Linked DNA regions of Homo sapiens: region 2 is linked to region 1. Evidence: chromatin contacts called from ENCODE Hi-C or POLR2A ChIA-PET data. All regions are on one chromosome and are shown on one strand. Each heading gives the region's core, a stretch centred on a gene start or an enhancer-like site at or near the end of the contact. The rest is flanking DNA. Distances are from core to core; before and after follow the strand shown. Region 1 holds the start of LINC01028 (long intergenic non-protein coding RNA 1028). Region 2 overlaps LOC105371882 (a long non-coding RNA gene).

What was found. Hi-C counts contacts between places; a loop is a spot of excess contacts on that map. ChIA-PET counts read pairs that join two places held with the same protein, here RNA polymerase II (POLR2A). Pooled maps may share reads with other maps.
Region 2: a map of gastrocnemius medialis shows a loop between it and region 1 (2.7-fold over the local background). The contact joins the enhancer-like site here to the promoter of LINC01028 in region 1. A Hi-C loop is called at or near these places in 4 of 168 maps with a recorded cell type or tissue (endothelial cell of umbilical vein, gastrocnemius medialis, ovary and 1 more) and 9 of 50 pooled maps. POLR2A ChIA-PET finds 5 or more read pairs at or near these places in 3 of 52 experiments (K562, OCI-LY7 and WTC11).

What each region holds. Positions count from the first base shown.
Region 1 is chr17:70,049,204-70,053,923 of GRCh38, reverse strand. LINC01028 (long intergenic non-protein coding RNA 1028) reads right to left here and starts at 2,653. Exons shown (of 2, transcript NR_104130.1): 1 at 2,514-2,653. All of the region lies in intron 1 of LOC105371881 (a long non-coding RNA gene), which reads left to right.
Region 2 is chr17:70,135,572-70,140,291 of GRCh38, reverse strand. LOC105371882 (a long non-coding RNA gene) reads left to right here. Exons shown (of 4, transcript XR_934953.3): 4 at 1,859-2,055. KCNJ16 (potassium inwardly rectifying channel subfamily J member 16) reads right to left here. Exons shown (of 4, transcript NM_170741.4): 4 at 4,684-4,720. Among named protein-coding and RNA genes, the nearest start is that of KCNJ2-AS1, 31 kb to the left of the region's middle. Within about 2 kb of position 2,276, at least 21 of the 41 ENCODE cell types and tissues checked have a DNase peak (open chromatin) inside an H3K27ac peak, as active enhancers do; they include endothelial cell of umbilical vein, gastrocnemius medialis and ovary, where a contact is called at or near this core.

The sequences.
Region 1 (4,720 bases), core at 1,404-3,903:
AAAAACCCTTTCTTGCCTGGGGACCAGTCTGCCTTTGTAGGACTAATAAATTAGCTACAAGATTAGAAATTACGGTTTAGGGGCCATGCAGCCTCTGACTGCAAGAGTCTGAACCTTCCCAAAATCGCTCCTGGGAATAACATCACTATGGTAAAACCTAAGATCAGTGTTTAAGATATTTACAGACCCTGCGTTCTGATATAGCACATGACATCACTCAGATGACGCCACTCAGACTGATAATACAGCTCAGCCAGTTCTGCGATCCCACCCAGGAATGAATGTAAGCCAGCAAGAACTCACTTCGACCCCCTATGATTTTACCTTCAACCCAACCAATTAGCACTCCTCACTTTCCAAGCCCATACCCGACAAACTATCCTTAAAAACTCTGATCTGGGAGACTGATTTGAGTAATAATAAAACTCCGATCTCCCACACAGCTGACTCTGCTTGAATTACTCTCTCTCCATTGCAATTCCCCTGTCTGGATAAGCTGGCCCTGTCTAGGCAGCAGGCAAGGTGAACACTTGATTACAAAAGGATGAAGAAACTGAAGAATCAACAACTCTTAGATCGATCAGAGAAGCGAGGGCACAGGGCAAACCACTGCCTCCAAAACTGGGTAAGTCAAGAGGTGAATTAAAAAAAAAATCACAGCTTATTAGAACAGAAACCTCCAAGGGAATCAGTTTTGAGTAGGAAAACCTGAGCTGTAATTGATGAATTTCTGGAGGTCAGTGTAAACAAGTCCAAGGATTAAAAACTCCAGGGAGATCCAGTCCTGGAGTAGGTGGTTGAGGGGAGGAGAGACACACTTTTGAATTTTGCCTCCAGGAGTTGCACCAAGTTCTCACAGTAAATATTGGCAAAAAAATTTTAAAAATTAAAAATCCCCTTATGCTTCTGGCAGAGGAAGGGGAAAGGAGGCATTTTGACATACACTAGAGAGCATTCTTGTCTTCTTAATAAGATATCTCATCAGGAGAAACTAGTTAACTAGTTAACTCATATACTGGGAGAAAATTTTTGCCAAAGACCTATCTGATAAAGAACTATTATTCAATTATATACAAAGAACTCTTAAATCTCAACAATAAGAAAACAAACAATCCAATTGAAAAAATAAGCCAAAGACTTAACAGCCTCCTTACCAAAGAAGATATACAGATGGCAAATAAGCATATGAAAAAATACTCCATATCATATGTCATCAGAGAAATGCAAATTTAAGCAATAATTTGATACCACTATATACTTATTAGAATGATCAAAATCCAGAATACTGACATTAAATGCTGGGGAAACTGTGGAGCAACAGGATCTCTGATTTATTGCTGGTGCCAATACAAAATGGTACAGCCACTTTGGAAGACAGATCGGTGGTTTCTTATAAAACTAAACATACTCTGACCATATAATCCTGCAATTGAGCCCCTTGGTATTTACCCAAAGGGGATGAAAACTTACGTCACACAAGAATCTGTACTCAAATGTTTATAGTAGCTTTATTGATAATTTCTAAAAATTCAAAGCAACCAAGATGTCCTTCAGTAGGTGAATGGATAAAAATATCTGTGGTACATCTAGACAATAAAATATTATTAAGCACTAGAAAGAAATGGGCTTTCAAATCATACTAAAAGGTGGAGGAAACTTAAATGCATATTAGTAAGTAAAAGAAACTAATCTGAAAATTCTACGTACTGCGTGACTCCAGCTATATAAGATTTTGGAAAACAGAAGAAAGATCAGTGTTTTCCAGGAGTTAGGGGAAGGGAAGTATGAATAGGCAAAGCACAGGGTAGTTTTAAGGCAGTGAAACAACTCTACATGATACTGTAATAATGGATAGATGTCATTATAAATTTGTCCAAACCCATAGAATGTATAACACCAAGTGTGAATCCTAATGTAAAGTATGGACTTTGACTGATAGTGATATGTCAGTGTAGGTTCATCAGTTATAGCAGATGTACCCCTCTGGTAGGGATGTTTGATAACACGAGATGCTATGTATGTTTGAGGGCAGCAGATATACAGGAAATCTGTGTACCTCCCACTTAATTTTGCTACAAACCTAAAATGGTTCTAAAAACTAAAGACCATCCAAAAAAACAAAAACAAAAAACGAATCATTCATGATGGCTTCTGTACTCAAAGGAAAACAGCAAAAGTGTAAAATGTTAGTGTTATAGATGAATGTTAAATGCATAGGTTGTCAGAGAGACTTTCAAGTGTCATTTCTTCTCTATGAGCTCAGTTTCCTCATGTTTTGAGTGTAGAAGTTGGTTCAAAATGATCTTTAATTGCGACATAGCTCAACCTGAAGCAATTAATTACGAAAATGAATACTCAGAAACAAACGTTATTAATATTTATTCCAAAGACAATACTACAGCCACTATACTTCAGACAGAAGCATCTAGACCAAAGCCGATAGCACTAATTTAATACGATAGAAAAGGAAATCTTCTTTGGTATTATTGCAAAAAATTTAAGTTTTTACTTACCTACTCACAGGCTTAAAGTTTCTTGCTTCAGCACTTTCTTTAAGTTTCTCTTGTTATCTCTGGCTCAGAAAAGTACTTTTTCTGCTCCGGTTAATCTCTGTTATCCCCTTTTATCAGAATCTTGGTCTGATATCCAGTCCAGTTGGTCTCTTAGGACACTTAGATATCTGTGAAATTCTAAAGCTGATATTATGCTGACATAATGTTCAACAAACATTCTCTCCTTCAGCCAAACCACATTATCACCAAATATTTGGGGAGAAACACACATGAGATAGACGCATTCAAGGAAACAACATCAAAGCATCCATTACTTAATCTTTGTCTTGCCCTGGAGATTCACACCCTTTTTCCCAACACAGGCAGCCTCTGAGCTTCAAGTTGACTTATGACTTGACAATGTGGATTTTACAGAGTCCAAGACTCAAGAAGAATCACAGATGATGTCTTCCACATCTTGATACCCCTTAACAAACACATAATGCACATTGCCATTTTACACTCCTGTGAAACTCTTATCCATCTTTTTTGTGCCTCACACAAGTTTCATCAGCAACTCATCTGGAAGTCTTGCCTGCATATCATAGCTGTTAATCATATGCCAACTCTTTGCTCTTAACATACTTTTATTTTACACCTGCAATATTATAATGTAATTACATTTATGCAGGTTTGTGCCTCCTCACAGACTGGAAGAATCTCGATGATAGGACCTATGGCTGAGTCTTTGTCTAAATCCTTCATAGAACCTATTAGAATGTCTGGCAAATAGGAGGTCCAGATAAAATATTTTTAGAGCTATTAAATGCATTAAAATGTGAATTAAGCAACAGATCCCTCTACTTAGAAGAACCTTCAAAGGCTAAGAGGTAATTTGCCTTTAATCCCTCCAGCAATGCTGCATTATCCACCCAGCATTAGCATTGAGCACCTCTATGTATTACTAGTTCTTTTAGTGGTGTAGAAAACCACAAAAATTTATTGAAAAATAGAAAAAAGAATCAGAAAAATGCAGATGCACATTATGTCCCAGGGGATGTGAAGAATGCTCATTATTACACATGTCAACTCTCAGGTTATTTCGTAAGTGTCATTCACTTCTGATCCAAGTTTAAGTAACAGTAATCCAAAATTAAGTAACCAAATTTAAGTATGGGAAATTGACAACATGACTGCAAAATTCAAATAAAAGAATAAATCTATTAGGATGTCTAAGAAAAACATGGGGAATTAGAGTCATGCAAGTGAGTTGAATTATTGGGTGCTAAAGTATTATAAAGTCATAACAAATAAGTCAATGATGAAGAAGCCAGATTATACCGGCAGATACCTCTAAGACTAGGTTTCCCTGAAGCAAATTCTAAAAAGTGGAATAGGAAAATATTTGATAAAGATCACAGTGCCCACTAATGAGAAAGGAATGTATATTCAATAACAATTATTGCAGTAGTTGCCTAGCTATTAATTATTATTATTGGTTTTTTTTTTGAGACAAGAGTCTCCCTTTGTTGCCCAGGCCAGAGTGCAGTGGTGTGATCTTGACTCACTGCAACCTCCACCTCCCAGATTGTTCAAGCAATTCTAGCGCCTCAGCCTCTGGAGAAGCTGGGATTACAAGCACATGCGACCATGCCCGGCTAATTTTTTGTATTTTTATAGAGACAGAGTTTCGCCATGTTGCCCAAGCCGGTCTTGAACACTTGAGCTCAGGCAATCCAACTGCCTTGGCTTCCCAAAGTGCTAGGATTACAGGCATGAGCTACCATGTCCATCCAGTAATTGACTAGCTATTTAGAAAATAAACCAGTTTAGACACTGTCTCTATACTATACACCAAAATAACATCCAAAGAAATTTTTCAAATTAAACCATAATAAAGTTCAAATAAAATAGAGGTAAAAGTGTATTTGATCACCAGATAGGTAGTGACCATTTAAGCGATGACGGAAATGTACCTTCACTACCATTCTCATAGGTAGTATTTATTGAACATTTTCTGTGTGCTAGGTAATGTGTAAAGTGATTTCTTTATATGCTATTCTCATTGGGTTCTCAAAGCAAGAACGTGATGTAGATACTCTTAGTGACTCCATTTTAGCAATGTGGAAGTTGAGGCACAGGGAGTTTTAGTAACTTGCGAAAGGTCACACAGCCAGAAAGTGGAAGAATTACGGTGTGAACCTGGACCGTCTGATTCTAGAAATTGT
Region 2 (4,720 bases), core at 1,027-3,526, 87 kb before region 1:
CTGAGTGTGGTGGCGCACGCTTGTAATCCCAGCTACTTTTAATCCCAGCTACTTTGGAGGCTGAAGTGGTAGAATTGCTTGAACCTGGGAGGTGGAGGTTGCAGTGAGCCAAGATCATGCCACTGCACTCCAGACTGGGTGACAGAGTGAGACTCCATCTCAAAATAATAATAATAATAATAATTAATTTTTTAAAAAAGAAAGAAGAAGAACTAGAATTCAAACTTAAGGCATTTGATTCTTAATTCTGCACCCTTAAATTTGTAGCTTAATACAGAAAGGAAATCTATAGCTAAGGAAACTGAGAATTGGAGACAGCAGCTCAGTTGCTCCAGGTGGCACAGTTAATAAGTGGCTGTATCCAGACCAAATCTGTGTGATTCTCTCAGGTTGGGCTGTTTTCTTCATAGCACTTGTTTCAAGAAGGGAGCACTTCCATTTAATGATAAAAACAAAAACAACAACAAAAAAAAACCCTGTTGCTCCCAAAAAAAACAAAACCAAAAAAAACCCAAAAAAACCTGTTGCTCCTTGTGTTTGCTTATGCTTTAAGGCCGGCCCTGCCAAAAGACTAAACATTTCTGCTTCCAAGGTAAAAGGTTTGGTGGCAATAAATCAGTGTACATAGGTGTGCCTCACTGTACATTAGCATTTCCCTGAAAAGGTGTGAGCTTTTTTTTTTTTATTCAATCGTTGTTTGTGCACATTTTGAAGAAGTTTATCTTCCTTTATCATGACTCTTACCAGCTGCCTCCCACATTTCTTTTTTTTTACCTTTGTTTTCCCAGCTTCTCCAAATACTTTTTTTTTTTTTCCTTTTGAGACAGAGTCTCACCCAGGCCGGAGTGCAGCGGCATGGTCTCGGCTCACTGCAGCCTCCGCTTCCCGGGTTCCAGCGATTCTCCTGCCTTAGCCTCCCAGGTGGCTGGAATTACAGGTGCGTGCCACCACGTCCAGCTAATTTTGTATTTTTTAGTAGAGACAGGGTTTCACCACGTTGGCCAGGCTGGTCTCAAACTCCTGACCTCAGGTCATCCACCCGCCTCAGCCTCCCAAAGTGCTAGGATTACAGGCTGAGCCACCGTGCCCGGCCACTTCTTTAAATACTTAATGATCAATAGCACTTCTAGAAAATACTAGCTTGCTATTTAACAAAGGGTCTCGAAATGATCATTTGCGCTATTTACTGATTAAAAAATAGCAATACTTCAACTTTGGGCAGCATCAGGTCTGCTTATTGCCCCAGGTTGGCCATTGGTAATTGTGTTTTCTTCTTCCGTCCCTCCATGTCTGTCACTCTTTAGGCAGATAACTCCCGAGTTGGAGGTTTCCTCCTACATAAAAAGGGATCTGATGTCCTCCTGATATCCTAAAAATCTTTGGTTCTGGAATTGGCGGCTAGCAGAGGCTAGCTCTGTCCTTAACCCGGCCCCTATGACTAGCCTCCCTTCCCCAGGCCAACTAGTGTCAGAAAGAATCAACCAGCAGCACAATAAATAATTGATCTTCAACATGTGCTTCTAATTCAAATAAAGGGCATTTAACCACAGTGAGTATCGCATGTGACTGAAGTATTTTATGTGGAAAGTTGAAGATTTCTGATAACTTGCTGTAAAGAAGTTTTCACAGTGACTAAATCTCCAGGGGCCCTTTCTGTCTCAAGTTCAGGTTACTTAGACAGTGATTAAAGACCTTTCATTGGCCCCTGTGGTAAATGATAGCATAGAGGAAAAAAAAAAAAAAAACAAAAACCAGCATTCTTTGGCTATGTAATTTAGCAAGACTTAATCTATTTGTTTGAGTTTTCATCCATCAGGCTTGCTGAAATACTTTAAATAATTAACCTGTTTCTCTGCAGCCTGAAGCGTCCCCAGAGTTTCCACTCCAGGCCTGAGATGAGTGATTACCCAGCACAGATTGTCTTATTTATTTGGAAGACTCTCCAGCTCAGTCCAGCTGCTTTTTCTTGGGACAGCAGACAGACCCTGGACATGGTATCCTTTTACGTTACAATATTTACAAAGTAGAATAAATCAATGAGACCCAACAGGAAAAGGCCATAGTTTATTTTATTCATTCTATTTTTGTTTTTTCTACCATCCCTGCTAGGTGCTCAGCAACTCAATCTATTGAATTTCAAAACATGTAGAGGTGTCGACATAAGTCTCAAAACTCTGCACAGAGAATCCCAAACCACAAGCTTGGACATTTCCAAGGAAAGAAGCACAGGGTGGCAGGATGAGGCAAGAGGCTGCTTACTCCAAGCCAAATCTCATGACCCAACCGCATAGTCATAAGAGGAGTGCGTTCAGTTGCTTTAGGAAACCAAGAGCAGTGAAAGAAAACACTTGGGAATTTACTGGTAGATAAGGTTTTTCTGATTGAAGAAAAGGTACAAAGTAATGCAGACCAATGATGGTTTCTGGGCAGCATTATGATTATGTCTTTTTAGGAAAATGCCCCTTCTAGGGGACCTCACTTGCTGTCTGCCCACAGATTTATCTGGACTGAATCTCGGTTACTAGTTTTTGCTTTCAAAGACCTCCTATCTAGGGGAACATTTGAAAGGAATTTACCAAGTGCTTCCCTGCTGCATAATCTGTGTGTTCTGTGTTAACACTAACTTGCATTTTGCATGTGGAGCCAGAAGCTCTCTTCTCGGGAGCCTGGGTCATACTGCTCCTTTAAAAATGAAAGTGAGAGAGAGAGAGAGGCCACGCTGATTTTAGAATTGAGTCAGGGCTTTGTGATTTATAGAGTACGCAGGGTGAATAGGCGTGGTTTCTAGATATCCACAGGCAAGTCTTACCTTAAAAGACACAGGACTTTGCACACGCCTTACAGAACATTCAGAACAGAAGAATCAAGGCTTGTAACTGATGAGACTAATAGATAGAATATATTAAACTGAGTAGAATCTGGTGCCTAAAAATTTACATAAAAGTGGCCCAGAGAATCCACTCAGCACATGTCCTGGCCCACTCAGAAATGATGAAATACAAATATTTAAAGAAAAATCTGGATTCCTTTGTGTGTATTAAAAATCCTCTCAAATATTCTAAATGGATGAAGTTTGGTCTTGGTGAGGGATAGAGGGTCTGAGACAGTATTAGCAGTTTTATTTTTTGCCCAAGTTGTACAGTGCCTGCTTTATCCAGGTTTCTGTGGATTTTATGTTGGGGGGAAGAAAGAAGCAAAAGAGCAGTGGGCCTGGTTAATCCTTTTATCAAGGTCACTCCACCACCAGCATCTCAGAGGGATTTCCAGGCCAAAAGCAATCCTTTGTGTGTGTGTCTTACGATAGTGGCATGTCCTCAACTCCTTTGAAAGTATGAGGTCAGGAGTTCGAGACCAGCCTGGCCAACATGGTGAAACGCTGTCTCTACTAAAAATACAAAAATTAGCTGGGTGTGGTGCAGGCCTGTAATCCCAGCTACTGGGGAGGCTGAGGCAGGACAATGGCTTGAACCTAGGAGGCAGAGGTTGCAGTGAGCTGAGATCATGACACTGCACTCTAGCCTGGGCAACAGAGCAAGACTGTCTCAAAAAAAAAAAAAAAAGAAAGAAAGAAAGAAAAAAGCAAGAAAGAAAGCTAGCTGTTTCCACAGTGATCAACTCCATCAACTGTCATGGACAAGTACAAGTTGGACCTAAGCTGTGCATCGTTTTTTTTTTTTTTAAACCAGGCTTGTTTCCTGGATAATTTCCCTTAGATATATTGCTGTGTCAATTAGAAATCATATTTATTTTCACTTATGAAAAAGACGTCTGGAGATGTGCAATCTAGGGCTGCAGTCTTTCTTACCTTTCTATTTTCCCTTGTAGGGGGTGTCCTTGATTTGCATTCTTACAAGGTGGCTTCAAGAGCATAAGCTACCAAGTTAGAGGTCCAGATGGAGAGAAAGGTGAGCAGGGAGAGGAACAGGGCATGAGCCAGCCAAGTCAGCTTAAAAGCTTTCATAAAAGCCGCACCCATAGATTCCTGCTAACATCTTATGTGCCAGAACTATGCCAGTTAACCCTACCCTCCAGCAACCTGCATCGGGACTGGAAATACAGCTGTATTTTTTTTTTTTATAAACCCGAACACATTGTTTTCCAATTAGGAATTTGTTAGGGAAAAGAAGATGATGGGAGAGTCGATGAAATGGAAATTTAAAAAATCCACCTTACTATGTTATTGTGGGGATTAAATCCATGCATCAATCACTTGATAATACTCACTAATCTGGTGGCACATGAAAATAATATTTTCTTCTCTCTCCTTAGTCTTACTCACTTCTCCAGGGCCCCCTTCAGAAACTATAGCACATGGTAGAGCAATACCTTGATGCCACAATTCATTTTAAATCTATTTAACTTCATTGAATAATTTCATTTTGGGGGAAAAAGTGGATGGCATAAGAAAAAATATTCAACCAACTTCTCGTTATTGGCAGGGCATTTGAAACTAGAATTGCCATTTTACATAGAACCTGCTTGTGATACTTACAGAAGCAACTAATTTTTACTTCAGATATACCTGTTGTACAAGCTGTTAAAAAACCCATAAAAATGCTTTACAATGCTGCCTATGTTCTCTTTCTATGAAGCAGCATTCTTATTTTTGGTGCACTGTACCCAATTCTGACCACATCAGCAAAGAGAACTTATACCACTGAAAATATAGGTATATGCACACAGTTTTTGCATTATTTTAAGATCTTTATTATTAAGTAAC